Linked DNA regions of Mus musculus: region 1 is linked to region 2. The links are chromatin loops, found by intact Hi-C in ENCODE. Cell type or tissue: gastrocnemius. All regions are shown on one strand. Links, peaks and the distances in the headings refer to the core of each region. The heading gives the core; the rest is flanking DNA. Region 1 has its middle 29 kb from the start of Mstn. Region 2 holds the start of Hibch (3-hydroxyisobutyryl-Coenzyme A hydrolase).

Region 1 (16,361 bases), core at 4,270-12,269, 190 kb before region 2:
CTCTAGCTCCTCCATTGGGGTTCCATCCAATAGAAGACCGTGAGTATCCACTTCTGGGCACTGGCATAGCCTCAAAAGTGATAGCTATATCAGGATCCTGTCAGAAAAATCTTTCTGGCATATGCAATAGTGTCTGAGTTTGGTGGTTGTATATGGGATGGATTCATGGGTGGGGCAGTCTCTGGATGGTCCTTCTTTCCGTCTCAGCTCCAAACTTTGTCTCTGTAACTCCCTCCATGGGTATTTTGTTCCCCATTCTAAAGAGGAACGAAGTATCCACACTTTGGTCTTCCTTCTTCTTGAGTTTCATGTGTTTTGAAAATTGTATCTTGGGTAGTCTAAGTTTCTGGGCTAATATCCACTTATCAGTGAGTCCATATCATGTGAGTTCTTTTGTGACTAGGTTACCTCACTCATGATGATATTCTCCAGATCCATCCATTTGCCTAAGCAAATTTTCATAAATTTATTGTTTTTGATAGCTGAGTAGTACTCCATTGTGTAAATGTACCACATTTTCTATATCCATTTCCTCTGTTGAGGGACATCTGTGTTCTAAGAAAGTAATACAAATCTTACCAAGTGAGGTTTCTCATTTCAGCTGCTGTATTTCTATTGCTCTAAAATCCATTTTTTATGTTTTCTTTTTCATGTTCATGCTTTCTGGTAAAACAATAAGCATTTTTATAATTGTGTTGTTTTATTGCTGTGGTCCACATCTGAACATTGTATCACTTATGAATTGTTTTGTCAGTTATTATCAACTATTCTTCCCTGTTATACATCATATCGTCTTGCTTTGTTTGGTCACTCTGCACTTCTGTATAGCTTACTTTGGACACTAGCATACCCCACAGATGCCCAGTCATTGTGGACATAGCTCCCTTTCTCAGACTCTCTCCCCCACAGTGGGAGTTAGTGGATATCTCATTGGTTTTTAGTGCCTTGCTTTAGAAGCTCTATCTTACTAGTCTGCCTGGTTTTTTCCTCTTTGCCTCTGGAACAGCTCTTACACCACAGCCGTGTTTTTGTTAATTTTCTATCTTTCAGGTACCACAGTATGATGCTATAGTGGTTACTTTCTTAAAATGTTATTTCTTGTATATTACATTCTGTTCTAGTGGTTTACAACAACAAGGCTACTACAGTATCAGCTAATCACACACAGCCTCAAACAGAGGATCTGGAACATCCCAACACAGCAAGGGGTGGGGAAGAGAATGGGAGGAAAGGTGTATTTTTGTCTTGCTTTTAAACCAGCACGCTCAAAAATAATAGTCAATCTAGCTGTGAAAACATGTTCAGCCTCACAGTCAAATAAGAAGATGAAATTATCAGGGACACAAGTTTCTTGTTGAAGTGTTAGGGTTAGAGTAGAAACAGAGAGCTATCCCGTCCAGGTAGTGCTGTGGACTGACTTCACGTTTCTACATGGTGCTCTGTGATCTGAACACACTTTTTCACAAGGTGCTATGGCTTGGAGCATGCATTTCCACATGGTACTGTGGTTGAAACACATGTTTCCACATGGTGAGTTGTCTTATCAGGTGCCCAAAGCCGTGGGCCACCTGATCTTGCCTGGAAATGTGCTCTCTAGAAAATGTGGACTAAATATATCTTTTTCCTCATAAGTTAATCACCCCATATATTGATAAGAAAAAGTGAGTAAGATGATGGGAGTGTGCATTTTACAGTTTGTCTCTGTGTGCATGTGTGTACAAGGTATGTGGACATGCAAAGGTCAGAGGTCAACACCTTTGTGGTCAGTTGTTTTCCTTCATTGCTTTACATCTTTGTTTGTTTGTTTGTTTTGTTACTATAGGGTCTTCCTGGATCCTGGGACTTACCCTGTCAGTTAGACTGGCAGGTCACAGCAGCCTTGAAGTCTGTGTCCACTCTCTAGCATTAAGGCTCAGACAGCTTGCTGGCACACTTGGCCTTTACCTGGGTGCTGGGGATCTGAACTCAGACCCTCATGCTTTCAGAGCAAGAACCTAGCTTGCTTAGCCCTCTTTTCAGTTAGTTCTTGATGCTTTAAATTTTAAACTTGCCATGACCTTTAACCCAGAAAGATCTATTTTTCGGAGGGAAAAGGAGTTACCCTTTGATCAGATACTGAAAATCTCTCAACGATCTCCACAAAGCTTGTAATGGAGCATGCTGGAAATGATCTACATATTCCACAGTTAGGCTCGATGAAATAACACAATATCCCCAGGCAAATTTATCGGTACTAATATAAAATGATAAATGCAGTAAATGAAATTTGAAAAATGGAAAGGCAAAATTTAGGACAAAACTGTACAATTCTAAAAAGAAGTTACACCTCATGGTAGCCAAGAGGGTAGGGTAAGGACTGGGAGGGAAAGAGAAGAGAGGGGAACACAAAATGTCTGTAATAGCTGGCGAAGTGAGTTCCTAATGTCCCACCTCCTGATAGGCTGGTAAGCAAACCCTTAGAATATGAAGTTTTGAGTTCACATTTAAGATCAACTCTAGCACAGGCTAGCAATGTGCAGTGTGATGTTCTTGCTGTGCTAGGCAGCAACAGTGGCCACAAGTCACAGGTTAGTCACAGTGCCACAGGGTTTCTGTTGTTAAGGCAGACTGTTCAGTAGGCTGCACTTGTCACATATAATTTTGATGTATGCTACTTTTGATTCATGGTGGATTCCTTAAGATGGCACCTTGTTGTAAGGAGAGCAGCATCTGAATTATCTGAATTTAGTTGGATTTGGGGTGGTAGCACTCCCGTGGAAAGGAGCCCCATGCATGTGCATTACACAAAGCTGTTCATTGTTTGCTTTGTTACAGCCTTGTTGGGCCTGCCAGCACATGGTTGCCTGGTAAATAAGATATCCTGAGAACATGAGTTTGGTTGCACAATAGATACTAGTGTGTGCATCTTAGGCATCTCCTGGAAACTACTCGATGGTGAAGCTGACATGTGAGAATGCAGACAATTCATTCGTTCTCAGTCACATAAAAACCATCCTTCCTTGGTTATAGAAAAATATTACCTCACCTTATGTCTATAAGGATAAAGTTCCCTGAGTAAATGCATTAAATGTGAGTTGTCCTTTCAGCAAAATTACAAGAGTGCTTTAAAAATAGTTTCACTGGTTCCAAGTTAAGTCTCACTAACCAAAAAAAAAAAAAAATTAATAAATACATGATGACCTCACACTGCAGAGTGGGAGACAGACTGGTAAGCAGATACACTCAAGTTGAGTGTGGTAAGGCTTCTTCTGACGGTTGAGCAAAGAGCTGTCAGTGAGGAGACATGGGCACTTTGCTGGAGCCAGTCAAGAAGGTTTAACAGAACAGGTGACATTTGAGCTAGATCTTGAAGGATGAACAGAAGTTTGCCAAGTGGATGAGGTGATCGCTATATACAGGGCCAGGCTCTTGGTGAGACCCAATAAATGTCAACATGCAGTTCCAGTCAAGGAAGTGTTCCTGGAAGAGGACACCAGGCCGTTCAGCTCAAGGAACACTTATTGAGTACCTTGTGTATATCAGGCACAGCTCCAGGCTCTTCAGTCCTATGTGCCAGGCACATCTTGTGAAGACGGATAATTATACAAGGACCTGGTGTGAGCCATGTTCAGAGCTCCTATTTTTAGCATTAGCTCTCCAGATGGAGCAGGGATGCTTGTTTTAACACTGCTGACGCATTCCCTCCTGATTGCAACCCCCCACTACCGCCCTGATCGCCCTGAGAAGCAGGTAGCCAATGGCTCTTCCAGACTTGATGTTAAGAAGTCTAGCATGCCTACTCTCATCCCTGTGCTCCAGGCTACCCTGGTCTACACTTGGAGTCAGGTCCGGGCAGCAGCTCTCCCTCACCCCAGGGGTGGAAGATACCTGATGCTGTACCTACCTTCAGCTAACTGACCTAAGGAATACAACTGCACTCTGAACCTGCTCACCCATAACATTGTGACACTTAAATGTATTTTACTATAATACAGTAGAATATAGGCAAGTATAGACACTACTATAAACTGTATAATTATGAGTAGTATTTACACTACTATAAAATGTATTATTATGAGCACAGAGCCTATACATCCTATACCTACTATAGCATGCTTATACATTCAAGGAATACTCCATAGCTGTTTTCTTAGCATTTTTGCTGACACAAACAATAAAGAAATGAGCCAAGTCCAGTGGGGAAAAAAGTTGTTTTTTGTTTGTTTGTTTAATGCTCATAAGTTAGAGATGAGAATTACTCTAACCATTATACTAAGAAATGAAAGCACAGAACATTTAATTTAGGCTGAAAACATGATTAAGATTGAAAGTCAGATCTCATGAATCCCTAGGCCTCTCTCTACTAATGCAGTCTGTATCAATGCTACCATTATATTTATATCATATGCCAGATATAATAAAAGACATTTCTATATACTGTCTTGCCTGAATTTATTCTTTAATTAACAAGTTAAAATTGTACAAATAATTTATATTTACATATAAGCCCATGTTGTATCTTATAATTAAATTATATATATTTATGTATATTATATATAAATATATTAAAATATAAATGGTAGACAATATAAGGTTTGAAAATATACATTCTATTTTATTTTTTTAATTTTTTATTAGATATTTTCTTCATTTACATTTCAAATGCTATCCCAAAAGTCCCCTATACCCTCCCCCCTGCCCTGCTCCCCTACCCCACTCCCACTTCTTGGCCCTGGTGTTCCCCTGTACTGGGGCATATAAAGTTTGCAAGACCAAGAGGCCTCTCTTCCCAATGATGGCTGACTAGGCCATCTTTTGATAAATATGCAGCTGGAGACAAGAGCTCTGGAGTACTGATTAGTTCATAATGTTGTTCTACCTATAGGGTTGCAGACACCTTCAGCTCCTTGGGTACTTTCTCTAGCTCCTCCATTGGGGACCCCATGTTTCTTCCTATAGCTGACTGTGAGCATCTACTTCTGTATTTGCCAGGCACTGGCATAGCCTCACAAGAGACAGCTATGTCAGGGTCCTGTCAGCAAAATCTTGCTGGCATATGCAATAGAGTCTGTGAGACGGCTCAGTGGTTAAGAGCATTGGCTCCCCTTCCAGAGGGCCTGGGTTCAAGTCTCAGCACCCACTGGTCGTTCCTGACTAACTGAACTCAAGCTCCAGGGGTATCCTACATCCTCACACAGGAAAACAACAATGCACATGAAATAAAAATTAATACATCACTAAGAAGAATAGATTTATTTTGGGCTGGAGAGATGGCTCAGTGGTTAAGAGCACTGACTGCTCTTCTTGGAGGTCCTGAGTTCAAATCCATATGGCATCTGAAGGGTTGGCCATATGGAACAGCTCAATACCATATGTCTTGGAGGACCTGGGTTCAATTCTCAGCACCCATATGGTTACACACAGCCATCAGTAACTCCAGCTCCAGGGATCCAACACCCTCTTCTGACCTCTATAGGCACCAGACACTCAAGTTGTACACAGATAACATGCAGGCAAAACATCCACACATAAAATAATATAATTAATCAATGTAAAAAATTGTAAGTGGTTTTAACTCCTAACTAGGTTGGTAGTGTGCAGCTGTTTTCTAACACTCAGGAGGCAGAGACAGGAGGATTGTCATGAGTTGAAGGCTAATCTGTTATACACAGAGAGTCCTAACTCAGCCTAGGCTACACAGGAAAATCCTGCCTTAAAAAGAAAAGCGATGGTAATCTTCAAATATTGAAGCTGTAAAAAGCACTGAACATTGAGCTCTACCTTTGGCACTTTCTTGTTGAGTGTCCTTGATATTGCATAAAATATTGTGAAAGAAATAATCAGTGTTTCTGAAAAGACATTCGGCTTTTATACATATGGAATGATTGCAACTTGAACTCTTACTGGGGTCACACTATAAATAATGCCTTGAAAGGGCTTCGGGAGAACAATTTCTCATTTTCTTAATCAACTTGATGCAAAGTCCATCTTCTGCCTCTGACTTATGCTGCCAACATTCTCCTAAGTACTGACAGGCATTCTCCCTACAGCTGTCCCTGGCTCATGCTTTAGTTGGGCTGCACTGTGGACGTATCTCAACTCTCAGTCACCTCTACTCTGCTTGGCTGACTCCAATCTTCCAATAACTCTTACAGTCGATATGGGAATGCTGACAGTAGCCAAGGGAACCCCTTGGCTTCTAGACATAGCCTCCTTCTTCCTTCTGCAGGCCAGTACCAACCCTTTTCTTATTTTATAACCAGAATCAGCTAGTGACTGTTGGTTTTAGTTGCATAAAGAGTACATGGTGAAGGGACATCCTAGAATTTTTCTGGTGATTCTTAGAAGAATTATTCTTCACTTAGATATAAGAGCACTGCATCATGGAATTTGAAACATGAGCTTGTGAATAAAAAAATAAAACTAAAATAAAAGAACAACTCCTACCTTTTGGTTCTTAGCTTAGTATTCTGGCTTTGAAAAAAACATGATAAATTAGTGAATGGCATGCTTTTCCAAGACTCATATATGTTCATGAAACAGTTGTACAAGCAAGTCTACTATAATTGTGGGGCAGCTTCATGATCTCATTTGACAACATAAGTAAATGATAGATAATTCATTCCACCACTGTATTATCATTTCGTCTTTCTCTAGTAATGAGATGGGCCCTCTGAATCTTTCTTAAATGATGTCCCTTAGTCAAAAGCATTATTTAGGAGGTCCCACCATCCTTAGCGCTGTCACTGCATAGGTAGCAGGGCAAGAGGAAATTACAGGGAAAGAAGACACGTTCTTTCATCATTTTTCTTACATTGGTGATACAATTCTAATACAGTCTCTGTCACTGAGTACCAAGCAAGGCCTGAGAGTGATGTCACCATAGTGATGTCATACTGGCCTCTGTTGTTACTGAAGATGGGTACTCACCAGCAGTAGCAGCCACATCAGCCTTGGTGATATGCTTTCTAAAGTCATATATAACAAACATGCTTTCCCAAGACCCAAATATCTTCATGAACCAATTGTACAAGCACAGAGTAAGTAGTTAATGAGACTAGCTAACTGGCATCTGAAGGGTTGGCCATATGGAACAGCCTACTTGACTACTGACAGTCTCTTTCTCAGTTGATGCCTAGCAGTATTGTTCATCTGAGACAAAAATCAGCTGACTCTGCCTACTCTTAGATATCTATCTTAAAACTCATCTTCAGACCTCCTTTACTTGGTTTCCAAAAGTGCCTTTAAGTTCTTCACTTTTGCCAGTTAAATCCTTGCCATTGCATTAATGTAGACCTCTTCTTATGAGAATCTATCTGTCTGCCCGGTCAAATGAGCAGTCAGGCAAAGCCATGCACCCTGAGGCTTGCTGCCTTCCTCAGTGGCAGCCTTGGGTGTTGATCTTGACCGTACTGACCTTGATAATGAAAGCAGAGAAACCTCTGTTACCATTTGAGTCTAAACACGACAAACATCTATCATAACCCCTTTACTAAGCCTTTTCTGCTTTCTGAAGGACAAAAACATCACCTTTTCTATAAAACATAAGCAACATTCTTTTTTAAAAAAACAGTTTAACAATTAAAAAATTTTTCTCCGAACACCACACAGACACACACACAAAAAGAAAAAGAAGCTAGGCACATATTGACATACTTAGGGAAAATGGTACGGAAGTCCTCACTGCCATAAAACAAAGCAAAAACAATTGGTCCTGTAATCCCAATTGTAAAGATGTAAAAAGTGCAATGCAGAAGGAGTTTTGTGAAACTTTCACCTTGTGGCACTGCAACAGAATGGAGAAACACACAAACCCCTGCCCACGACATGTGTGAGGAACTCAGGTGTGTGGAGTAGAGCAGGAGAATGTTGCTTATCTGAAGGAAACTGGAGATCCCTCTGGTGGGTTGTGGGTGTGTGACCCCTGAACAATGGCTACAGAGCAGGAACCAGAGGCAAATGGGTTGGAGCCCTTCAAGATAGGGGCCGGCCGGTCATGTCATTTCCTCTTAAGCCTTTTTTTTTTTGTAGTGCATTATCACCAGTAGGGTGTAGGAGTACCTAACTGAGGATGGTGTAACACTGCTTGGGAAATTGAAATGTCATGCTAATAGTGGTCAGCCAGATCAGACGTGTGTTTTAAAACCACTGTATACTCCAGAGATTTTTCTTGGCCTCTACAGTCTTTGTGCTACAGATATTTTGTAGATAAAAAAAAAATTCTTCTTGGATTAAACACCCACAAGGATTGAACAGGAGTTTTTATTGTCCAGCATGTGATCTAAAGCAAGTTGTAGAGCCTGTTTATGAAAGAGTAATAGTAAATGTTGTCTGAACCTAATTCCAACTTCCAAATTCAAATGTTCTCTGAGGGTGTGTCTGGGAGCACTGACTATGATGGAAATGCACAGTATGACATTCTGAAGGAATTAATGAAATGTGAGGTTTTAAAAAGACTCAGTCATAATTTATACTAGCCTACATTTAACTTCTAGAGTTGAAAATAACATGGGTTCCAGCAGGGGTCACTATTCTCACAAATCTGGTGAGCTTCCATGTTTGGACTGTGAACAGATCTGCTCTTTCTTTAGCTTCACTGACTCTAATAACTCCCTGTTCCCATATTTTCTTCAATGGACATGGGAAAACCCATGAAAGCTGTTGTCTTCTCTTGCTCTCTGATTGTGTTTATTTACTCACTCTTTTTAACTTTGGAAAACTATGATGACTATATTTCTTCTACATTTAAGAAATGCCTTTTAAAAACACAAAGCCTAATTCTAACTTGACATTTTTTTCTTCTAAAATGTACCCTCAAATGTGTTCACACCCTCTGAGACACAGAAAACCTACTGTCCCTGAGAAATCTATAATTCTGCAGTCTTGTTGATGCCTTATAACTCCTTATAGAAAAAAGTCTACATATATGAAATGAAACCAGAAACAGAAATGGTCATTATGGTGGCTTGAATATGCTTGTCCCATGGGAAGTAGCACTATTAGAAGGTATGGCCTTGCCCCTTTCATCCATTCTGCCCCTTATGTCCAGCCCTTTCTGCTGGGGCAGACTCTTGGCTGGTCTGCTCCAGTGAAGTCACCATATCCTGATCCATCTTAAAGAACATGCTTCACTCAGAGCAGGTGGTAAGGAACCCCCCCCCCCTAGAGTCCCAGAACTGCTGCTGGGAGCCCAGTAGACTCAGGACCCATCACCCACCAAAACCCCCGCCATCCCAAATACCACTCCCCTTCAGTCTCTTCCACTCCTTCTGCTCCGTCCTTTCTGCTGGGGCAGACTCTTAGCTGATCTGCTTCACTAAAGACACAATATCTTGAGTCATCCTAGAGGACCCAGTGCACTCAGAGCATTTGAGGACCCACTAAACTCAGAGCACTTGAGAACCCACTAAACTCAGAGCAGTTGAGGATCCACTGCATGCAGAGTAATTGAGGATCAGCTGCACTCAGAGCAGTTGGACAACACCTTGACTGCTCCACTGAAGACCCAACAGTCTGAAGGCCTCCCAGGAGATCTACTGCAGCCAGGGCAACAGATCAGCAGCTTCTCTGCCCCTGAAAAGAGCCCCCAGTTCGAAGGCCCCACAGGTAGTCTGCTACAGCCAAGGCTGCAGGTCTACCAGGAGACCTGAAGCAACCCAGGAACAAAAGAGGCAGACTCCAGACAGTCACCCAAACTAACAAATACCAGGGATATCCAGAAGGTAAGGGGCAAGCACAAGATCATAAGCAACAGAAACCAATATATGTGAACATTATCAGAACCCAGTTCTTCCACCATTGCAAGCCCTGAATACAACAACACACCTGAAAATCAGGAAGCTGACATAAAATCCTATCTCATGAAGATAATAGAGTCCTTTAAGGAGGATACCAATAACTCACTGAAAGAAATACAGGAAAACAAAGGTAAACAGGGGAAGGAACTGAATAAAGCGACCCAAGACCTAAAAATGGAAGTAGAAACAAAAATAAAACACACACACACACACACACATACACACACACACACACACACAAATGGAGGCAAACCTGGAAATGGAAAACCTAGGGAGGAGGTCAGGAATTACAGATGTAAGTATCACTAACAGAATACAAGAGAGAAGAGAGAATTTCAAGTGTCGAAGATACAGGAGAAGAGATTGTCTCAACTGTCAAGAACAATTCAAAACATAAAAAAAAAAAAATCCTAGCCCATAGCATCCAGGACATTAAGGACACAATGAAGAGACCAAATCTAAGAATAATCAGAATAGAGGAGAAGCAAGATTCACAGCTCAAAGGACTTGAAAATATCTTCAACAAAATCATAGAAGAAAAATTCCCCAACCTAAAAAAAGAGATGGCCATAAAGGTACAAGAAGCCTATAGAATACCAAATAAATTAGACCAGAAAAGTAAATCATCTTGTCACATAATAATCAAAACACTAAACTCAGAGAACAAAGAAAGAATATTAAAGCTGCAGGGAAAAGGGCCAAGTAACATACAAAGGTAGACCTGTCAGAATTACACCAGACTTCTCAAACAGAGACTATGAAAGCCAGAAAAGCCTGGTCAGAGATCATGCAGACTCTAAGAGGACACAAATGCCAGCCCAGGCTACTGTACCCAACAAAACTCTCAATCAACATAAATGGGGAAACCAAAATATTCTAAGACAAAACCAAATTCAAGCCGTATCTATCTACCAATCCAGCCCTACAGAGGATCATAGAAGGAAAATGCCCACACAAGGAAGATACCTGCAACAAAGGACAACATATTAAGCATCTCACAACACAGCCAAAAGGAGAGAATTGCAAGCACATAAAGCCACCCACAAAAACAAACATATCAGGAACCAAAAGTCATCTGTTTTTAGCATCTCTGAATATTAGGGGACTCAACTCACCTATAAAAAGACATAAGCTAACAGACTGGATATGCAAACAAGATCCAGCATTTTGTTGTATACAAGAAACACACTCAATAATAAAGACAGGCACTATCTTAGAGTAAAAGGATGGAAAAACGTCTTCCAAGCAAATGGTCCTAGGAAACAAACAAACAAACAAACAAACAAGAAAAGAGTTGCCATCCTGATATCCAATAAAATAGACTTTCAACCAAAAGTTAACAAGTTTGATGAAGGGCACTTCATATTCATCAAAGTAAAATTCTATCAATAGAAAGTCTTAATTCTGAACATCTATGCCCCAAATGCAAGGACACCCACATTCATAAAAGAAACTTATTAAAGCTCAAAACACACATTGAACCTCACTCAATAATAGTGGGAGCCTTCAACACCTCAGTCTCACCAATGGACAGGTCATAGAAACAGAAACTAAACAGAGAAACAGTGAAACTAAGAGAGGTTATGAAACAAATGGATTTAACAGATATCTACAAAACATTTCATCCTAAAACAAAAGAATACAGCTTCTTCTCAGCACCTCATGGAACCTTCTCCAAAATCGACCATATAATTGGTCACAAAACAACCCTCAACCAATACAAGAAGATTGAAATAATACCATGCATCCTACCAGATCACCATGGCCTAAGGTCTTCAAGAACATCAAAAACTACAGAAAGCCCATATACATGTGGGAACTGAACAACTCTCTACTCAATAATAACTTGGTCAGGGAAGAAATAAAGAAATTAAGGACATCCTGGGATTTAATGAAAATCTTGACACATCATATCCAAACTTCTGGGAAACAATGAAACCAGTGCTAAGAGGAAAGTTCATAGCACTAAGTGCCGTGGTAAAGAAACTGGAGAGATCTTATACTAACAACTTAACAGAACACCTGAGAGCTCTAGAACAAAAAGAAGCAAACTCACCCAAGAGGAGTAGAAGGTAGGAAATAGTCAAACTCAGGGTCCAAATCAACCAAATATAAACAAAGAAAATAATACAAAGTATCAACAAAACCAGAAGCTGGCTCTTTGAGAGAATCAACACTATAGGTAAACCCCTAGCCAAACTAACTAAAGGGCCCAGAGGCAGTATCCAAATTAACAAAATCAGAAATGAAAAGGCAGTCATAACAACAGAAATGGAGGAAATTTTAAAAATTCATTAGATCCTACTATAAAAGCCTATAATCAACAAAACTGGAAAATCTAGACGAAATGGGTGGTTTTCTAGACAGATACCACATAACAAAGTTAAATCAAGAGCACATAAACTATCTAAACAGGCCCATATCTCACAAGGAAATAGAAAAAGGTCATTAAAAACCTCCCAAACAAAAAAAGCCCAGGGCCAGATGGATTTAGTGTAATGAGACCTTCAAAGAAGACCTGAAACCAATTTTCCTCAAACTATTCCATAAAATAGAAAGAAAAGGAACACTACCTAATTCATTCTATGAAGTCAGAATTACTCTGATACCTGAAACACAAGGACCAAAGCAAAAAAGAGAACTAAAGACCAATCTTGTTTATGAATATAGATGCAAAAATACTCAATAAAATTCTTGCAAATGAATCCAAGAACACGTCAAAACCATCATCCACTATGATCAAGTAGGCTTCATCCCAGGAGTGCAAGGATGGTTTAATTTATGAAAAGCCATTAACATAATCCACTATATAAACAAACTCAAAAAAAATCACATGATCATCTCCTTAGATACATAAAAGGCATTTGACAAAAATGCAACACTCTTTTATCTTAAAAGTATTGGAGAGATCAGGAATTCAAGGCCCAGACCTAAACATGATAAAAACAATTTACTGCAAAGCAACAGTCAATATCAACTGAAATGAAGACTTACTTAAAGCAATCCCACTGAAATTAGGGACAAGACAAGGATGCCCACTCTCTCCATATTTATTCAATATAGTACTCAAAATGCTAGCTAGAACAATAATACAACAAAAAGAGATCAAGGGGATACAAATTGGAAAGAAGAAATAAAGGTATCAATATTTGCAGATGATATGATAGCATACATAAGCAATCACAAAACCTCTACCAGAGAACTTTTCCAGCTGATAAACAACTTCAACAGTGACTGGATATAAAATTAACTCAAATAAATCAGTAGCCTTCCTTTATACAAAGGATAAACAGGCTGAGAAAGAAATTAGGGAAACAACTCCCTTCATAATAGCCACAAACAATGCAAAATACCTTGTGGTAACTCTAACCAAACAAGTGAAAGACCTATATGACAATAACTTCAAGTCTCTCAGGAAAGAAATCAAAGGAGATCTCAGAAAATGAAAAGATCTCCCATGCTCATGGATCGGCAGAATTAACATAGTAAAAAGGGCCATCCTACCAAAAGCAATCTATAGATTCAGTACAATTCCCACCAAAATCCTAACACAACTTTTCAAAGATAAGTAAAAAGCAATTCTCTAATTCATCTGGAAGAGCAAAAAACCCAGAATAGGGCCAGGTGTGGTGGCATACACTTTTAATCCCAGCACTTAGGAGGCAGAGGCAGGCGGATTTCTGAGTTCGAGGCCAGCCTGGTCTACAAAGTAAGTTCCAGGACAGCCAGGGCTATACAGAGAAACCCTGTCTCGAAAAACCAAACCCAAAGCAAAAACAAACAAACAAACAAAATCCAGAATAGCGAAAACAATTCTCAACAATAAAAGAACAGCTAGGGGAATCACCATCCCTGACTTCAACTTTACTACACAGCAATAGTGATTAAAAACTACATGGTATTGATACAGAGACAGACACATTGATCAAGGGAATAGAATTGAAGACCAAGAAACACACACACACACACACACACACACACACACACACACACACATTTATGGACACTTGATCTCTGACAAAGAAGCGGAAAATATACAATGGAAAAAGGAAAACATCTTCAATAAATGGTGCTGGTCTAACTGGTTGTCTGTATGTAGAAAAATGAAAATAGATGCATATTTGTCAACTTGCACAAAGCTCAAGTCCAAGTGAATCAAAGACCTAAACATAAAACCAGATAAAATGAATCTAATAGAAGAGAAAGTGGGAAAGAGCCTTGAACTCATTGGCACAGGGGGAAATTTCCTAAACAGAACTCCAATGGCTTGTGCTCTAAGATCAAGAAATGATAAATGTGACCTCAGGAAACTGGAAAGCTTCTGTAAGGCAAAGGACAAAGTCAATAAGACAAATCAGCAACCTACAGATTGGGAAAAAAACTTCACTAACCCCACATCTGATAGAGGGGATATAACATCCAAAATATATAAAGAATTCAAGAAGTTAATCACTAAAAGCAAACAAAGAAACAAACAAACAAACGAATCCAAAAAGGGGGTATAGAACTAAACCAAGGTTTCACAACTGAGGAATCTTGAATGGCTGAAAATTATCTAAAGAAATGTTCAAAGTCCTTAATGATCAGAGAAATGCAAATCAAAATGACCCTGAAATTCCACCTTACACCAATCAGAATGGCTAAGATCAAAACCACAGGTGACAACACATGTTGGAGAGGATATGGAGAAAGTGGAACACTTCTCCATTGCTGGTAGGATTGCAAACTGGCACATTCTGAGAACCAATCTGTAGGTTCCTCAGAAAATTGGAAATAGATCTACCTGAAGACCCAGCTATACCACTCTTGGGAATATACCCAAAAGATGGCCCACCATGTCACAGGGCATGTGTTCCACTGTGTTCATAGTGGCCTTATTTGTTATAGCCAGAAGCTGGAAACAACCCAGATGTCCCATTACAGAAGAATGGATACAGAAAATGTGGTTCATTTCCACAATGGAATACTACTTAGCTATTAAGAATGAGGACATCCTGAGTTTTGCAGGCAAATGGATGGAACTAGAAAATATCATCCTGAGTGAGGTAACTCAGACCCAAAAGAACATGCATGGTATGTACTCACTAATAAGTGGATGTTAGACACACACACACACACACACACACACACACACACACACACACACACACAAAGTACAGAATACCCAAGATACAGTCCATAGAACTGAAAAAGACCAACAAGCTGAAGTGCCCAAGTCAGGATGCCTCAGTCCCACTTGGGAGGAAGAAGAACGCAATAATAAATGGGGAGGGATGGAGGGACCTGGAGGGAAAATGAACAGGGGGACAACCAGATCTGCTATTCAGTGAGAGAAAAGGACTGAACTCTTGAAGGTCAGCAGAAAAATTGGAAACAGGCAACCTCGGGGGTTAAGAGGGAGCGGGGACCCTCCAGAATGTACCAGAGACCTGGGAGGTGAGATATTCTCAGGACTCAAAGGGAGGAACCTTAGATGAAATGCCAAACAGTAGGAAGAGAGAACTCATTTGATGCCCAGCAGGAACACAGGTCATCAAATGAGGGAGAAAGGGGCCATCCTAGGGTCATATCTCCAACCCATAATTGTTCATGTCTGAAAGAATTACAGGGATAGAAATGGAGAGGAACCTGGGGAAAAGAAGGTCCCCTGATAGGCCAGAAGTGGGATGTAGCTCAAGGAGAGGTCTGAAGGTCTGACACTATTACTGAGGCTATGGAGCACTCACAAAAAGGGACCTAGCATGACCACTCTCTGGAAAATACAACAAGCAGCTGAAAGAGTCAGATGCAGATATTTGCACTCAACCAATGGACAGAAGAAGCTGACCCCCATTGTTGAATTAGGGAAGGCTGAAAGAAGCCGAGGAAATAGGCGATTTTGTAGGAGAATCAGCAGTCTCAATTAATCTGGACCCCCAAGATCTCTCAAACACCAGACCACCAAATAGGCAGCATACACCAGTTGATATGAGGCCCCCAACACACATACAATAGTGGACTGCTGGGTCTGTGTTCATTCAGAGATGATGCACCTAACCCTCAAGAGACTGAAGGACCCAGGGAGTTTAGAGGTCAGGTGGGATAGGAGGTGGGGACATCCACGTGAAGACAGGGGAGTGAGGAGGAGGTATGGGATGTGGAACAGTAGGAGGGTGGGTGGTGGGGGGCCAGGGGATAAAATATGAAGTATATAATTAATTAATTAAAAATTTAAAAGAAGGTATGGCCTTGTTGAAGTAGTTGTGGCCTTGTTGGACAATATATGGTTTTGAGGTCCTATGCTCAAGTTCTGCCCAGTACAGAAAAAACCCTGCTTCTGGCTGCCTGTGGAAGAGATCTGCTACATGCAGATCAAGATGTAGAACTCTTGGTTCCTCCAGTACCAAGTCTGCCTTCACACTGCCATGCTTCCCACCATGATGATAATGGACTGAACCTCTGAAACTGTAAGGCAGCCCCACTTAAATGTTTGCCACTGTAAGAGTTAACTTGGTCATGGTGTCTTTTCCTAGCAATAAAACCCTAAGACAGTCATGTATGCAATAGAAGGATATGGATAATATGGCAGTTCTAATTTAAAACGTT
Region 2 (16,361 bases), core at 3,490-11,489:
ATGAGGGTTACAATTACAGAGCATGTATGAGGGTCACTAACAGAGCATGTATGAGGGTTACTTACAGAGCATGTATGAGGGTTACAATTACAGAGCATGTATGAGGGTCACTAACAGAGCATGTATGAGGGTTACTTACAGAGCATGTATGAGGGTCACTTACAGAGCATGTATGAGGGTCACTTACAGAGCATGTATGAGGGTCACTTACAGAGCATGTATGAGGGTTACTAACAGAGCATGTATGAGGGTTACTAACAGAGCATGTATGAGGGTTACAATTACAGAGCATGTATGAGGGTTACTTACAGAGCATGTATGAGGGTTACTAACAGAGCATGTATGAGGGTTACTTACAGAGCATGTATGAGGGTTACTAACAGAGCATGTATGAGGGTTACTAACAGAGCATGTATGAGGGTTACTTACAGAGCATGTATGAGGGTCACTAACAGAGCATGTATGAGGGTTACTTACAGAGCATGTATGAGGGTTACTTACAGAGCATGTATGAGGGTTACAATTACAGAGCATGTATGAGGGTTACTAACAGAGCATGTATGAGGGTTACTTACAGAGCATGTATGAGGGTTACTTACAGAGCATGTATGAGGGTTACTTACAGAGCATGTATGAGGGTTACTTACAGAGCATGTATGAGGGTTACTTACAGTGCTTACGTGTAACTTTAAGCAGCCACGCCACCAGAATGTTTTGTCCCAGCAAATTTGTCAACTTTCCCACAGTTGCATGGATGATGTTCCTGCTTCTGTTAGCCTTCCATGATCTAAACACTCTGGCACCTTCCAAGACCATAACATAAGGTCATGTGCAATTAGCACAAAATTACAGACAAAAGACTGGGAGGTGTAGGAGGGAGAGGCTGGAATCTCAGGTGAGGGTCCACTAAGTCTCTCTGTCAAGAGTCTACAACCCTGGGTTTGGAATGCACCGTGTGTGTGTGTGTGTGTGTGTGTGTGTGTGTGTGTGTTGCCATGTGCGTGCGCGTGCGTGTGCGTCTGTGAAGATGATGGTTGTTATATTTGAGGATAGTTCTCTACAATACCATATAATCCAATCATCCTACTCCGAGTTTGAGTTAAAGGAGCCAGACACTTACAAGAAAACTTGCAAACTTACACATGCATTTTATTAGCTTCATGTATAAATCCAAAACATAGGTATAACCATGGTGTTCTTAAATAAATCCATACAAGAATATAAGTCACAAAAAGAAATGAGCTACCAACACGAACATCCCACAAATGTTAGAATGAAAATTAAATAATGTTTTCTTCTAGAAAGTTAAACTGAAAAGACTAACACTGTGAGATTTCAACTGTAGGATATTTTGAAAATGGCAGAATTCTGAAATTCACACAAAGATAAACATCGGTCAGAGATTTAGGAGAGAGAAATGAATAGTGGAGATGTGTTCAAACTAATCTGTATAACACTGTACATGCCATTAGATATTTATTAAAATTTTTGCACAAACTTTCCATTTAATTTTCTGTAATCAAAATGTATTTTACAAATCAAAGTCCATGAAATTTTAATTTATATTTTGATTATTTATTTTGCGTATGAGAATGTGGAATCTATAATTTTTCCTAATTTGGTAAGGATGCAATACAATACACTCTGCTGAAGAGCCCAGTGTTTCCCATTCGTCTATAAGCTAGAACCTGCTGAAGACAAGTGTCCCCTGTGTGTGTGCACTGGAATCTGCTAAAGATCCCAGTGTTCCTGTGTGTGTGTACACCAGAATCTGCTAAAGACTCAAGTGTCCCCCCATGAGAGTACACTAGAATCTGCTGAAGAATCTAGCAAATACACCAAAACTCTGATCATAACAACCCCAGTGAAGTTTAAATTATGGAGGTGAGGCACAGGCATGGGAATTTTGTTTAAAGTGTCACAAAATGACAGAGTACAAGCAAGTGGCCCAAAAGATTCTGGAGTCCTTAATAAGGCGAGTGCCTATATGCCAGCTCAAACTTAACCACTCCCCAAGACATATGCGGGCATGAAAAACATGGGCCTAACTTCAAATCCCAGTTTAATTTGAGATACAGTTCTGCTGGCATCAAAATAAGGTAGCCCACACCTACCACACCCAAGTGCAAAGCACTAGGCAAGGCACTTGCAGGCACAAACATACCAGACAGACGGATGACAAGGGAAGAAAGGTTAAGTGTAACTAAATCCTCTGCCATTGCCTATACTAATCATATTGTCTCCATTTAGTGCTATGCATAGTAAACTATTATTTAACAACTGAACTTGGGGCTTGGGATATAGCTCAATGATACAGCACTTGGTTCAATCCCTATTACATACAACAAAAACAAAGCATGATATTTGAGAGTTCAAGCTACAAGTAATTCCAAGCTTAATCATCTCTCACTTTTCTGCTACCTCCAAAGCTGCCCTTGGGAGACAGGGGAAGGTTCCACACATCTGTGGAAGTTCGGAAGTCTTTGTCCAGTTATCAGCAAGCCTATGTAATCCCTGGAGACAATGTGAAATTAGTTTTTCAACTGTAGCCTAGACAAGGACCATGTGTACACTGGAACCTGGCTCAAAATGCAGAATATTTTTACTCCACCAGAGTCCTACTATAGAAGAGACTGAAGGCAGGACATGGAACTTTGTACAATACACACTAAGGTGCATGGCTTCAGTTCCAGCACTGGGGAGGCAGAGGCAGGTTCAAGGCCAGCCCAGTCTACAGAGTTACAGAGAGACTCTGTCTCAAACAAACAAACAATAACAAAAACAAAACACCACAATCTTAGAATAAAAATGTCAAAAACTTCTTTACAAATTATCCAATAAAGCAAATATAAGTTTACAAAATCACACAGCTGTATTTGAAAGTGTTCAAGCAATGTAGGGTGATAGGAGATTGCCCCAGCAGCCCTCAGGGTGAACAGGTCAAAAGGCAGATAAGCAACCCGGGTGAAATGAACACAGCCACTTGTTTACTGGGTGGTGAAGTGAAAACTCTGGAAACAAAGAGGACTTTACGCAAGAATAGGAAAGAGAGTGCAGTGTCCTTAAAAGGTCACTGGCTGCTTTATAGGATGAATAAGAATTTGATTTTTAGGTTGCGTATGCGGTGACATAAAGCAGAAACACTCAATAACAAATGAAGAAAAGACCCTGAAGCTTAACAGAGAGGTGAGGACTTGAGGACACATCAGGAGGTAACAGGCACAGATCACCAGAGGCACCAGAACCTGTACCTATCTGTAAGAGATAAATACAAACACTGTAGCTCACAATGAATGCTAAGAACTTATGCCTGGTTTGTGAGTGTCTTTTGATATTACTTTGTTCCTATTTAGTCAACGTTTATTTTAAAACAACAAACATTTTGTTTAAATCAAGAGACTTTGTCTAAGCTGCCATTTTCCAACTGAGAGGGTACAAAAGTTTTAAAAGACACTCTGACAGTTGCAGGGACAGTAGGTGTACATTTTACCAACAGCATCGATGCCAGAGCTGAGAAGCTGTCTCTGAGGCAAAGAGCCTTCTCCTTCACCCAGCAGTCCCCGCCCGGCCCCCACTGCTATCATGTAGTGACCATCACTACATGTTTCTGCTTGGTCTGTTTGGGTTTGTGTCTCCTGGCACAGATTTCTAAGAATGCATAGTAAGCCTCAAAAATTGCACTGATGTCCAACCAGACATGAAGGACAAAGGCAGCAAGCAGCATCCTGCTTGAACAATGTAGGCAGGCAGAGTGCAACAGGTATATTGCTTAACAGCAGTCTTGGTTTTGCTTTTTTGTTTTGTTTTGTTTTGTTTTGGGTTTTTTGTTTTGGTTTTTTTGTTTGTTTGTTTCGTTTTGTTTTTTTTTATTTTTGTTTTGTTTTGGTTTGGTTTGGTTTTGGTTTTTCGAGACAGGGTTTCTCTGTGTAGCCCTGGCTGTCCTGGAACTCACTTTGTAGACCAGGCTGGTCTCAAACTCAGAAATCCGCCTGCCTCTGCCTCCCCAGTGCTGGGATTAAAGGCATACGCCACCACGCCCGGCTAACAGCAATCTTTTTACAGAGTTAGCTAGCCTTCTTTATCTAAAGCTGGCTTTACAATCTGTAATTTTTTTTTCTTTAAAGTACTTATCAAGGTCAGTAACTAAATATCACCTGGTCTTAAGTATTTACTTAAGGATTGGTAAGAATATCTGGCCCACACTGCCTACAGCATAACCAGTGCCCAGAACAGTGCTTCCCCGTAGCTACAACAGATTATTTTACCCATAAAGGAAACGTAGATTCAAATCCTTGAGATCCAGGCTAGTAAGCTTGTATTTCACTCCATTACCAGGAAGGCACTTAGGAGAGCTTCTAAGCCAGTGAGAGCAGGCACTGAAGTAAAACTCAGTAACATTTATGTATCATTCACATCCAGGACTCACTCAAGCTGGGAGAAGAAAGTGAGCCCATTCAGTTTCTGCAAAGTGTACAAGTGTTAAGTTGAGGGTGATATATACATCTACAAGAAGAGGCAAGGGTTGGGAGGGTGGGAGAAATAGCTAACAGTAGGAGGCTACAGGCCCTACCAAAATGATGCTGGGTGCTTGTTTCCTGCTGCATCATTCACAACAGCAAACAAATGGAAGCAGCCTAGACAGCCATCAATAACTCAGATAAAGGAGACTGTGGCACATGGGCACAACAGAAATTGAGAGCAGGAAAGCCATGACATTGGCAGGAAAGCAGGAACTGGAAGTTACCATGTGTCTTAGTTAGGGTTTCTATTGCTGTGATGAAACATCAAGACCAAAAGCAACTTGGGGAACAAAGGCTTTATTTGGCTTACACTTTCCTATCACTGAAGGAAGACAAAGACAGAGTAGGAACTCAAACTGGACAGGAACCTGGAGGCAAGAGCTGATGAACAGGCCAGGTAGGAGTGCTGCTTATGGGCTTGTCATGGCATATTCATGACAAGCATGCTTTCTTCTAACACCCCAGACCACCTGGACAGGGATGTCACCATCCATAAAGAGCCAGGCCCTCCCACGTAAATCACTAGTTAAGAAAATGCCCTACAGGATTACCTAAAGCCCCCTCAGATGGAGGCATTTTCTGAACTGAAATTCCCTCCTCTAAGATGATTCCAGCTAGTATCAAGTTGGCATGAAAGCTAGTCAGCACACTATGTTAAGCAATGTATCCCAGGCTCAGACAAATACAGCATGTCTGTGGATGCTAGAGAGAGAGAGAGAGAGAGAGAGAGAGAGAGAGAGAGAGAGAGAGAGAGAGAGAGAGATTGATGGTAAGTGTAGGTCATTAAACTAAAACAGGACCATGAGAGCAGAAAAGGATCTCTTAAGGGAAGGCTACAGGATGGTAGGGAGGGAATGAGAGTAAAAGACCAAAGTGCCATGAAGCAGAAGAGCTAGGGAGTAGAGGAGGAGGGCTGACCAGCACACTGACAGCCAGGGGAGGAGAGTGGGGATAGAACCAACAACAGAAACACAGAAACAGTGTGTACAGAACTGCCACAATGAAACTCATAGCTTAGTATCCAACAAAAGACAAAAATGAGTGATAGAGATCATTTAGAGATCTAGCTGACATATAATTGAATTCAATTGCATTTGAAGTACAATTGAAGCATTCGGCATAGGACTCAGAATAATCAACTATACAATACATTTGAAAGTTCTCTTCTTAAAGAAATGCTGTTGAGACAGAGAAAACCACCCAACTGCTAAACTGGCACTGCAATGTTAGGAACACAGGACAGCACCAGAGGAGCAAAGGAAGGCTAAGTTCAATGGCATTAGCCAATCACATCAACCAAGGCACACCCGCCCCTTTCCTTCCAGAAACTCTCCGGATCTCCCTCCAGGTTTGTGGAATCCGCTCCTCTTGACTGCATGACCTTGTCTCCAATCCCTTTTGCTATCCCAGGACTGGATCTAGGAAAGGGAGACCTCAGATCAGTACTGTCCAATTTGGTCCTGGCACTTTACATGTTGAAATGTGGAGTGAAATAGGGACAAGCTGAACCACAGTAATGACAGAATCTTTCTAGATGAAGTTAACTTTGTTAATATACATGCCTCTAAATTATTGTTCCCAAATAATTTAGAATTTGCCATCATCAAGAAGCAACAACAATGATTATGTGAGCAGATGCTATTATTCACCACAAAAGAAAAAAGAGAAGCAAGGCAACTTCTACATGTAACAAAAATACCTGAGTATCGTTGGTGCTTTCTGCTAAAAAGGCACTATTCTTTTTAAGATGTTTTGTTTTGTTCTGTTTTTTGAGACAGGACTTCTCTGTGTAGCCTTGGCTATCCTGGAACTCACTCTATAGACCAGGCTGGCCTTGAACTTAGAAATCCCTGCCTCTATCTCCCAAGTACTGGGATTCAAGGCGTGCGCCACCATGCGCGGCTTAAGATGTGTTTTTAACTATGTATATATGTATGCCCATGTAAGTACAAGTGTCCAATGGATCCAGAAGAAACTATCAGATTCCTTGGAGACGGAGTTAAAGGTAGTTATGAGCCACACGGGAAGCAGAACTTTGTCCTCTTAGCCAGTCCTTTAAGAGCAGTATAGGCTCTTAAAACCGCGGAACCATCTCCCTAACTCCACTGGTAACTACTCATTTAGAACTAAGAAACATTCTATGCCTTTGCAGGAACCTTCCACAACAGACTGTAAGGCATAAGAAACGTGCAGACGGAACAAGGGTGCGTTCCACGTCTGAGATGCTCCTAGACTGCACAGATGTCTAACAGCACACATTTCATCGCCCAAAAGTACTTCAGTGAAGAGTTCCACAGGGGGGAAATTGAAGTTTTTGCGTATGGTACTGGGGAAAAGGAATTACACTAGCCAAAGCTCCTAAAATGGGTGCTACCACATTTCCTTCTGCCAAGGTCCGATTGCAGTGAGAGACACTCTTAGAAAGTTAATATCTGCACTGCTCCGGTCAAGCCACGCTAAATGGTCACAACATTATTCTGTGAGTTCCAATTGCCTGCGCTGCTACTACTGCTAGCTGAAATAATCAAGTTCCTTACCCGGAGCCCAGGTACACAACCTGTCATTTCTGTGTGACTTAAGAAAATACCCTACACAGTAAATCAGGTGGCACGTCCCCACACAGCGCCCAGTTCCAAGAAAGAAAATAAATAGGAGACAAACGGAGGGGGGAGAAAGTTGTGGGACGTCAAGGCCTAACAGATGCTAGAGGACGGAAAATGAAGGTGCTGTTGCAAGAAAAAGAGCAAAGTCAGAGGACGCATGTCGTTGCGATCGCCGCTGAGGTCGCCGCGGGGCAGCAAAGCAGAGGCTGCCATACAAAGGCGACTAGATCTGCGAGACCTGCGGGGACACTTGTGAGCCTTTTCCCCCAAGCCGGCCCTTAGCTCTGCCTTGCTCACCAACTCACCTCGACAGGAGCCGCCACGCATATGGCTGCCCCATGGCCTAAAAACCCAAGAGCAGAAGAAGCAGAGTGTAGTGGTTCCACCGGCTCTGGTAGTTAGACCCGCCCACAGCCCCGCCCACAGCCGATGAGAGCAGAGGAGAGCCGGGGTCACTGATGACAAGTCCTCCGGTGGGCCAGAGCGGCCCAACGCCTACACTTCCGCTGCGCTACGCTCACGGGCCCGGCCGGGCGGGGCGGGGCGGGGCAAAACAGGAGCAGTTAGGAAACCAGCAAGAGCAGTGGGCAGGGCCACACTAGACAGGGCCAGGCCGGGTAAAGGTGGGGCGGGTCCTGGCTAGGGGCGTTAACTAGTGAGGGGAGGAGGAAGAGGAGGAGCCAAGACGAAAGCTGAGAGGTGAGTAACCAAAGCAAAGAGAAAAGTAGAAAAACTTATTTATAATAGCCAGAAGCTGGAAAGAAGCCAGATGTCCTTCAACAGAGGAATGGAGATAGAAAATGTAGTACATTTACACAATGGAGTACTACTCCGCCATTAAAAACAATGACTTCATGAAATTCTTAGGCAAATGGATGGAACTAGAAAGTATCAATCCTGAGTAAGGTGACCCAATCACAAAAGAACACACAGTATGGATATGAGCCCAAAGGCTCGGCAAGATACAATTCACCGACCACAAGAAGCTCAAGAAGAAGGAAGACCAAAGTGTGGGTGCTTTGGTCCTTCTTAGAAGAGGAAATAAAATACCCACAGGAGGAAATACAGAGGCAAGTGTGGAGCAGAGACTGAAGGCAAGGCCATCCAGAGAATGCCCCACCTGGGGATCCATTCCATATATAGTCACCAAACCCAGAGACTTTTTATTGTAGGTGCCAACAAGTGCTTGCTGACAGGCGCCTGATACAGCTATCTCCAGAGAGGCTCTGTCAGAGCCTGACAAAGAGGTGGATGCTCACAGTCAACTATTGGACTGAGCACAGGGTCTCCAATGGAGGAGTTAAAGAAAGGAATGAAGGAGCTGAATTGGTTTGCAACTCCATAGGACAAACAACAATATCAACCAACCAGAACCCCCAGAGCTCCCAGGGACTAAACCACCAACCAAAGAGTACACATGGAGGGACCCATGGCTCCAGGTGCATATGTAGCAGATGATGGCCTTGTCAGGCATCAATGGGAGGAGAGGCCCTTGGTCCTGTGAAGGCTGGATGCCCCAGTGTAGGGGAATGCCAGGATGGGGAAGCCAGAGAGGGGGGTTGGTTGGTTGGGGGAGCATTGTCACAGAAGCAGGGGGAAGGGGGAGGGGATAGGAGGTTTCCATAGGAGAAGGAAAGGAAGAGAGGGGATAACATTTGAAATGTAAATAAAGAAAATATCTAATAAGAAATTTCAAAAACCTTTAAATATAATTTTTTTACTACCACATTTAATGTAAAAAGATTGCATTGCCTTTTCTTTGTAATATTGAGAAACAATAAATACGGTAGTGGTTTTTACTTTAAAAAATGGAAAGGAAAGGAGTTTGCTCCCTAGACTAGGCTGTCTTGAAATGCCCAGTTGATTATCTATGTTTGGCTTTTAAGTTTAATCAGCAGGTATTAATTGATCTGAAGGAGTTTGTGTAATTTTTTTTTTTTTTTTGGTTTTTTGAGACAGGGTTTCTCTGTATAGACCTGGCTGTCCTGGAGCTCACTTTGTAGACCAGGCTGGTCTCGAACTCAGAAATCCACCTGCCTCTGCCTCCCGAGTGCTGGGATGAAAGGCATGTGCCACCATGCCTGGCTGTGTAATTTTAATAATTTTTTAATGAAAAGGTAAATTTAAACCAGACCCGATGACACACACCTATAATTCCAGCACTCAGAAACCTGAAACAGAATGGTCACCTGGGCTACACAGCAAGACCCTGTCTAGGAAAACTAAGTAAATTAAATGTTCTTTGAGTCAGAAACATATGAGATGCATTTGACATTGAGGAAAGACCAGAGTTTAGTACTCTACATAGCTGAACTTGCTTCGAAACATTGCTAATTATCTTCAGAAAAGTTACAGATCCCTCAGTCTTCCTCTGAGACAAAATATCTGATTAAGAGAATGCTCACAAACTAGAAATATCAGTGAAAACATACCTGTTCTGGAAAGCAGCTTATTAAATAAACCCCATATTTAACTGTCCACTGTGGTGATTTGAACATACTTGGCCCAAAGGAGTGGCACTATTTGGACGTGTGGCCTTGTTGGAGTAGGTGTAGCCTTGTTAGAGGAACTGTGTCATTGTGGGCTGGGCTTTAAGACCCTTGTCCTAGCTGCTTGGAAGCCAGTCTTCCAAACAAGGTATTGAACTTTCAGCTTCTCCTGCACCATGCCTGCCTGGACGTTGACATACTCCCACCTTGATGATAGTGGCCTGAACCTCTGAACCTGTAAGTCATCCCCAATTGAATGCTGTCTTTATAAGAGTTGCCTTGGTCATAGTGTCTAATCACAGCAGTAAAACCCTAACCAAGACACCCACTACTCTTGAGTTTCTTCTAGATTCATACAGATGTCTAGCTGTAAGCACATCAACAAAAACGTGTTGGCATATTAATAGTAAATGAGGGAATCTGAGAAGAGTTTCAGAGTGAAAAATTAAAGGGGTGTTTGTCATCCACTGAAGTATACCCTGACCTTAAAGAAGTTATTCTTAGTCTTTGGCATATTGTAAGATACTTGATCAGAAATGATCTTTCTGTCCTGGACCAAATATAATAGTGGCTAGAGAACAGAGGAAGCCAACAGACACCATACAAGTGGAAGACACAAAGAATTCCTGACCTGCAGTTAGTCCTCGAATAGGTACAAGTGGTTGCCATTTGGCTTCACAGTCAAAAGGCATCGTGTCCTATTCACTCAGGGAAGGAATGAATCTGTTAGCCTATGCAGCAGCATATGTTACTGGAAAGATGAACTTTTATATTGTAGCTAGAGCCAAACCATCTTTTTCCTGACTTCATGTGAAAGGGGTCTGTGCTTCGCAGTCTTCATGCTTAGAGGGGCCCTATTTTGACTTAATTCTCTGCCATTGAAACTTTTCCTTATTTATTTATTTCTTTACTTATTTTATTGTGTGTATCTATACACATTCAAGTCCAATGGTTTATATGGAGAGGTCAGAGAACAACTTGCAGGAATTGACTCTCTCCTCCCACCATTTGAGTCTCAGGGATGAACTCAAGTTGTCGGGCTTTACTCAGTTGTGTGCCTTTACCCAGTGAACTATCTTGAAAGCCTCTAATAATTTCCTAGGAAAGGATCATGTCGTTTCACTTTGTACATTAAGAAATCAGTCCAACACTCAGCATTACTACTGATTGTATAATATTCTCATTATTAGACAAGGACACCATATCTAACCTAGCTTACTTTCTATTGCTGTGATAGACTGTGACCAAAAGCAACTTGGGGAGGAAAGGGTTTACTTCAGCTTACAGTTTATGAATAATTCCTGCCGTGACTTCAAAGGAAGCAGAGACCACCGAGGAATTCTGCTTGATGGCCCATATGACTGCCATGGGCACATAGTGTATAATCGATATGTGGGCCTTTGCAATTAGCTTTTTTTTTTACTCCACATAGCATTTTTCAAGATTCATTCACATTGCTGCATATATTAGCACTTCACTTCTTTTCTGATTAATACTTTTACTTAAGTGGGATTGTATGGGAGAGGGAGGAAGGAGAAGGGAGGAGGACAGGAAAGGTATCGTGTTTTTAATTGGTTTGGCCCCCATAGACTCTTGTGTTTGAATGCTTGGCCCAAAAGGGTGGGACTATTAGGAGGTGTGGCCTCATTGGAGTAGGTGTGGCCTTGTTCAAGGAAGTGGATCACTGTGTAAGGTGTAAGGTGTAAGGTGGACTCCACCAGTGTGGAATCCAGTCTTCTCCTAGCTGCCTATAGAAAACAACAGTCCCCTTTTGCTGCCTTCAGCTGAAGATGTAGAACTCTTAATGTACAAAGTGGAACTACATGCTCTTAAATAGTTTCTTTCCTGTGCTGTTCTCAAGAGAGTTGGGTGTATCCTATCTCTGACTCACTCAGTCAAATATTTCTCCGATTCTTCAATTTATCTGCCCCTCAATTAGATGTCACTTTCAAACATGCCTTTCCTTTGTTTCATAAGTTCAAATTCCTCTGCATCTCAATAACAAATCTCCCACCTCACACTCTCTCCCAGAATTCCTATCTCTCTGCCCAGAAGTCCCACCTATTGTCTCCTGCCTTGCTATAGGCCATTCAGCTCTTTATTAAACCAATCAAAAGGTTTGGACGGGGTGTTTACAAAACACTAAGACAGGTGATGTTTAACAATGTTGAAGTCCAGTCTGCCTTAACATCTCGGCCACACGTATCAGCATTTGAACAATACAAAGTCTTTACACGGTGCACAAAAAAGATACCCAATAGCACAGACCTGATTGTGTGGGAAAAAATAAGAGTATAAAATTTGTCAAGATTTAAATTAAGTCCCTAGAGCATGTCAAAACAATCCAGAAACCAATATCAGGGTTGAAGTGTTATGGTGTTGATATCCACTGAGACTCTGCATGGCAATATATATATATATATCAACCAGAACAGACTTTACACTCTTATCAGGAGTAAGAAAATGAAAGCAAACCAGACTAGAGACAGAAAGGCCTTTTTTGACAAATTACAAGTGATTAAGAAAAGCAGAATTTTGAAGTGTGTGTGTATGTGTTTATGATCATGGGAAAGGTATGTGTTATGAATAGACAGTTAACATACCATGAAATATTTTATGGTCAGTCAGTTCTTGGAACAATGGAAACAATTTACAATGTGTAATTCACAAAATTATTGAGGAAGAACAAAAAATAAGTAAAAACAAAACAAAACAAAAATCAAGGTGACTTGCACCCAAGGACAGGCTTGAAATCTAACATGGTTAAACTAAAAAGAAAAACGGAGTCAGCTGTTTCAGAACATATATCCTGCAATGGTGTAATTTATCCAGTGAATGTGGCAGTCTCATGTACCCTTGCATGCAGGCCAAATATTGAAGTTCACAAGCACCCACCCCCCTTTACAAATAGCAATAGAGAAACAAGAACTGTTTTTAACACAGACACTTTTCTCTTCTGCGGAAGGAATGTGCATACCTGATTTTTTTTTCCACCCTCAAGGCTGGGAATGGTTGTGCTAATAACCTGGTAATCTTTGCTGTTCTGTAGAGCCCAGCTTCACCCTAATCCCCTTATCCTGAGCATTGCTTTCACTCAATAGAAGCCATTCCAGTGGAAGAGGTCATAGGTACTTTGCAAAAGATGCATACTTTGCAAATGTGCTTCAATTTAGCCATACCATTTTGTTGTGATAATTGTTGAGAGAAAACTTTATTCTAAAGTAAAATATGTGCTTAAATATGTTTTTTAAGAAAGAAAGGAAGGAAGAAAGGAAGGAAGGAAGGAAGGAAGACAGACAGACAGACAGACAGACAGACAGACAGAAAGAGAAGGAAGGAAGGGAGGGAGGGAGAGAGAGAAAGAGAAAGAAAAGAAAAGAAAAGAAAAGAAAAGAAAAGAAAAGAAAAGAAAAGAAAAGAAAAGAAAAGAAAAGAAAAGAGAGAGAGAAGGAAGGAAGGAAGGAAGGAAGGAAGGAAGGAAGGAAGGAAGGAAAGAAGGAAGGAAGGAAGGAAAGAAAACCTACTTGGGGTAAGATTACAGAAGTTTGCCCAGCCCAGCTAACTAAGTCATGGTGAAGTGGCTTTCCTTGTTGCCTCTCACAGTTCTCTTCTCTGCTGACTGTAGGGACCTGGTACACAGAGTGCACACACAGATGATAGGCCACCTGTACAAAGTTCAATGTGCACTCACATAAGGGACTGAGGCAACACAGCTGAAGGCCTCTCACTCTCTTAACACACACACACACACACACACACACAGAGGTGGATCACAGGTGTGTTTAGAAAACAGGCCTTAGCCGGGCAGTGGTGGCGCACATCTTTAATCCCAGCACTCAGGAGGCAGAGGCAGGCGGATTTCTGAGTTCGAGGCCAGCCTGGTCTACAAAGTGAGTTCCAGGACAGCCAGGGCTATACAGAGAAACCTTGACTTGAAAACCCAAAAAAAAAAAAAAAAAAAAAAAAAAAGAAAGAAAGAAAGAAAGAAAGAAAGAGAAAACAGGCCTTGTCAGTGGCCACCAACAATGCGGAGCTGTGTATACATTCACAAAAGATACTGCATACCCTCCACTCATGTCACAAGGCTCAACAGCTCTAACTGAGCTGCCATTCACTTAATCTCCATGTGCAGCGAAGCAGCCTGCTGGAGCCTGAGGTTTTAGAGGTGTGTTAGGCTTAACTAATGAAATCTGGCTCTATCTCCTTGTTCTGCACCTACAGTAAAATGAGCCCCTCTGCAACCAAAATTGTTAATCTGTGAAAGTACTTTTCCTATTTTTTTTTTTTTTTTTTTGGTTTTGGTTTTTCGAGACAGGGTTTCTCTGTGTAGCCCTGGCTGTCCTGGAACTCACTCTGTAGACCTTGAACTCAGAAATCTGCCTGCCTCTGCCTCCCAAGTGCTAGGATTAAAGGCGTGCATCACCACTGCCCGGCCTTTCCTTTTTTTTTTTTTAATTGAAAACATTTCTTTCTTACAATATATTATGATCATGATTTCTTCTCTCCTAATTCCCCCCAGATCCTCTCCACCTCCCCACCCACCTAACTCCATGCCTTTTTTTTCCCTTTAACTTTAGAAAATAGATCAACAACTCAGAATAAAGAAAGAAAAGGCAAAACAAACACACACACACAAAACCCAAACCCATAGAAACACAAATCAAAATCCCTAATACATAAAAAACCAGTAGGACACAAATTGCCCAAACACAGCAGTATGAGACAAAAAGTCTACAAAGGCACCATTGAGTTTGTGTTGCTATTTACTGTTGGGGATGAGGCCTACCCTTAAGTGTGGTTTATATATTCAGTGAGACTATACTGAAGAAAACTAAGTTTTCGTTTGCAAGTGGATGTAGCTTGAAGATAGCTTCTTGGTTAGGGATGGAAACTCATGTTCATTTTTCCCTGCTCAGGACTGGGACTCCATCTTCTTTGAACCTGTGCAGGCCCCGTGCTCACTGCCACAGTCTCTGTGAGTTCGTGTGTGTGTGTGTGTGTGTGTGTGTCAGTCCTGTTTGCCTCTTGCCCTTACCATCTTTCTATCTCCTCTTCTGCATAGCTCCCTGAGCAGTGAGGGAAGGGTGTTAGTAATCAGGCATTCCCACTAGCCAGCCCTCAGCAACCATAGTCACTTACTGCTGCCAGATGTGCCAGGTGTGCTAGATGCATAAGTGGGGCCCCAGCCACTCCTGATCTGTCTGCCTTCCCTCACCTCTCTCCTCTCCTCCCCTCCCCTCCTCTCCCCTCCCCTCTATCCCTCCCTCCGACTCCCTCTCTCTCTCTCCCTCCCCTCTCTTTCTGTCTCTGAGTCTCCCATTGTTCCCTCTCTTTGTGACCCTGCCTGCCTGCCTGCCTGCCTCTACCTCTCCCACATGTTCCCACTCCAAGATGACTTTTTGCTCTCCCCCTCCCCAAGGAAACCTCCTATACTAGATCTGTTGCAGGCATAGTTTTGAAGAGGTCCACCAAAGGTACCCACCCTCTCCACATTTATCCTATCAAGGGTTTGATGAAGACCTCCTATTTAGGATTGAGTTGTCCAAAGTGTTGCATTTTCTGCCCATTGTCCAGATGTGGGTCTCTTGTTAGTTCTCATCTACTTCAAGAGGAAGCTTCTCTGATAATGACTGAGTCAGGCACTGGTATCTATGGGCACAGCAAACTGCCATTAGGACTCATTTATTGCTGTGTTCCTTTAGTATTTAGTTTTCCCTTAAGCCAGTGGTCTATCCGATCTCAGATTCTTGGCCATCTAGTATCAGACATAGGTTGTATTGTGACAATAACTTTTATTCTACAGAGATAATTGTTGTCTCAGGCTTACTGCCTTAAGCTGCCAACTTAGGCCTAGTTCTGGAAGTTTCTAGCCTCCATACAATCTCATCTAGGCCTAGAATGTTTTCAGCACTGATACTGCATGCCGAGTAAGCTTGTCCCTTCTAGTTTTCTGATCTCTGGCTGGCTAATTCAACTCAGCTGTTCTGGCTCAAAACTCCTCTCCATGCCAACTTATTCAAACTGGCTTCTATGGGTGTCTTACAATTTGCTCTGCCTGGCCTCAAACTATCTTTGTCAGTCTGTTCTAATCTTCTGGCTCCTTCTCATTCTCTGGCTTGTTCTGTCTTTACCTGGGTCTAGCTCTCTCTACAGTCTATCTATTGCTATCCCAGTAAAACTGCCCCCTTTTTCTTTTTTCTCTCTGCACTGCTGTCTTTAGTAGCCGCTCTTTCCTCTCTCTTCTTGAGAGTTGGGCATATCCTGTTCTATCGAATCTTCCTCTGCTTTGCCATTTTGTCTTCTACTCAAGTCGACATCACTTTCCAACATGGATGCTTCCTTCTACAAACCAATTTTACCTTCATTGTTTGTGATTAAAGATGTGCACTAAGAGCTTGTCTGTATTCCAGTCAGAGGGATTAAAGGTGTGTGTTAAGGCTGAGCCACTTCACAACTAGAAAAAGCCTTTTTCCATTATAGAATGCTGAGGTTCACAGTGTGCTCATGTACCCTGCAACACTGCATCTCTTGGAGTGTGCTTTAAGTCCAGGCAGAGAGGGGTTGTTTATTTCCACATTTGTGTCACTATTGCACTAGCATATCTGCAGGCATGTTATCATTGTAGATCTCAGGGTGTGTAGCTGGGTTGGCAGTGTCCTTTCTCCTCAGGTAATGTGCATAGTACCTTCCTTCTGGTACTATGAAAACTGATCAGTAGGGACAGAGGCTGTAGTCAGGCACCAGCTTGA

What was found. Peaks named below come from ENCODE experiments on the same cell type or tissue, not always from the same donor. Only the 100,000 strongest peaks of a DNase experiment are listed, where the experiment ranks them.
Region 1: it touches region 2 in a loop (2.6-fold over the local background); 3 of 42 quality-filtered maps call a loop at or near these places.

The regions. Positions count from the first base shown.
Region 1 is chr1:53,024,905-53,041,265 of GRCm38, reverse strand. No RefSeq gene overlaps it. Among named protein-coding and RNA genes, the nearest start is that of Mstn, 29 kb to the left of the region's middle. In gastrocnemius, for the core only: a CTCF peak has its summit at 8,489 (motif pointing right); no DNase peak of the experiment used is centred there; H3K27ac peaks cover 118 bases.
Region 2 is chr1:52,836,212-52,852,572 of GRCm38, reverse strand. It overlaps Hibch (3-hydroxyisobutyryl-Coenzyme A hydrolase), which reads right to left and starts at 7,535. Exons shown (of 14, transcript NM_146108.2): 1 at 7,429-7,535. The coding sequence starts at 7,463. In gastrocnemius, for the core only: a CTCF peak has its summit at 7,377; DNase peaks (open chromatin) are centred at 7,019, 7,630, 8,265 and 8,642; H3K4me3 peaks cover 2,175 bases; H3K27ac peaks cover 2,101 bases.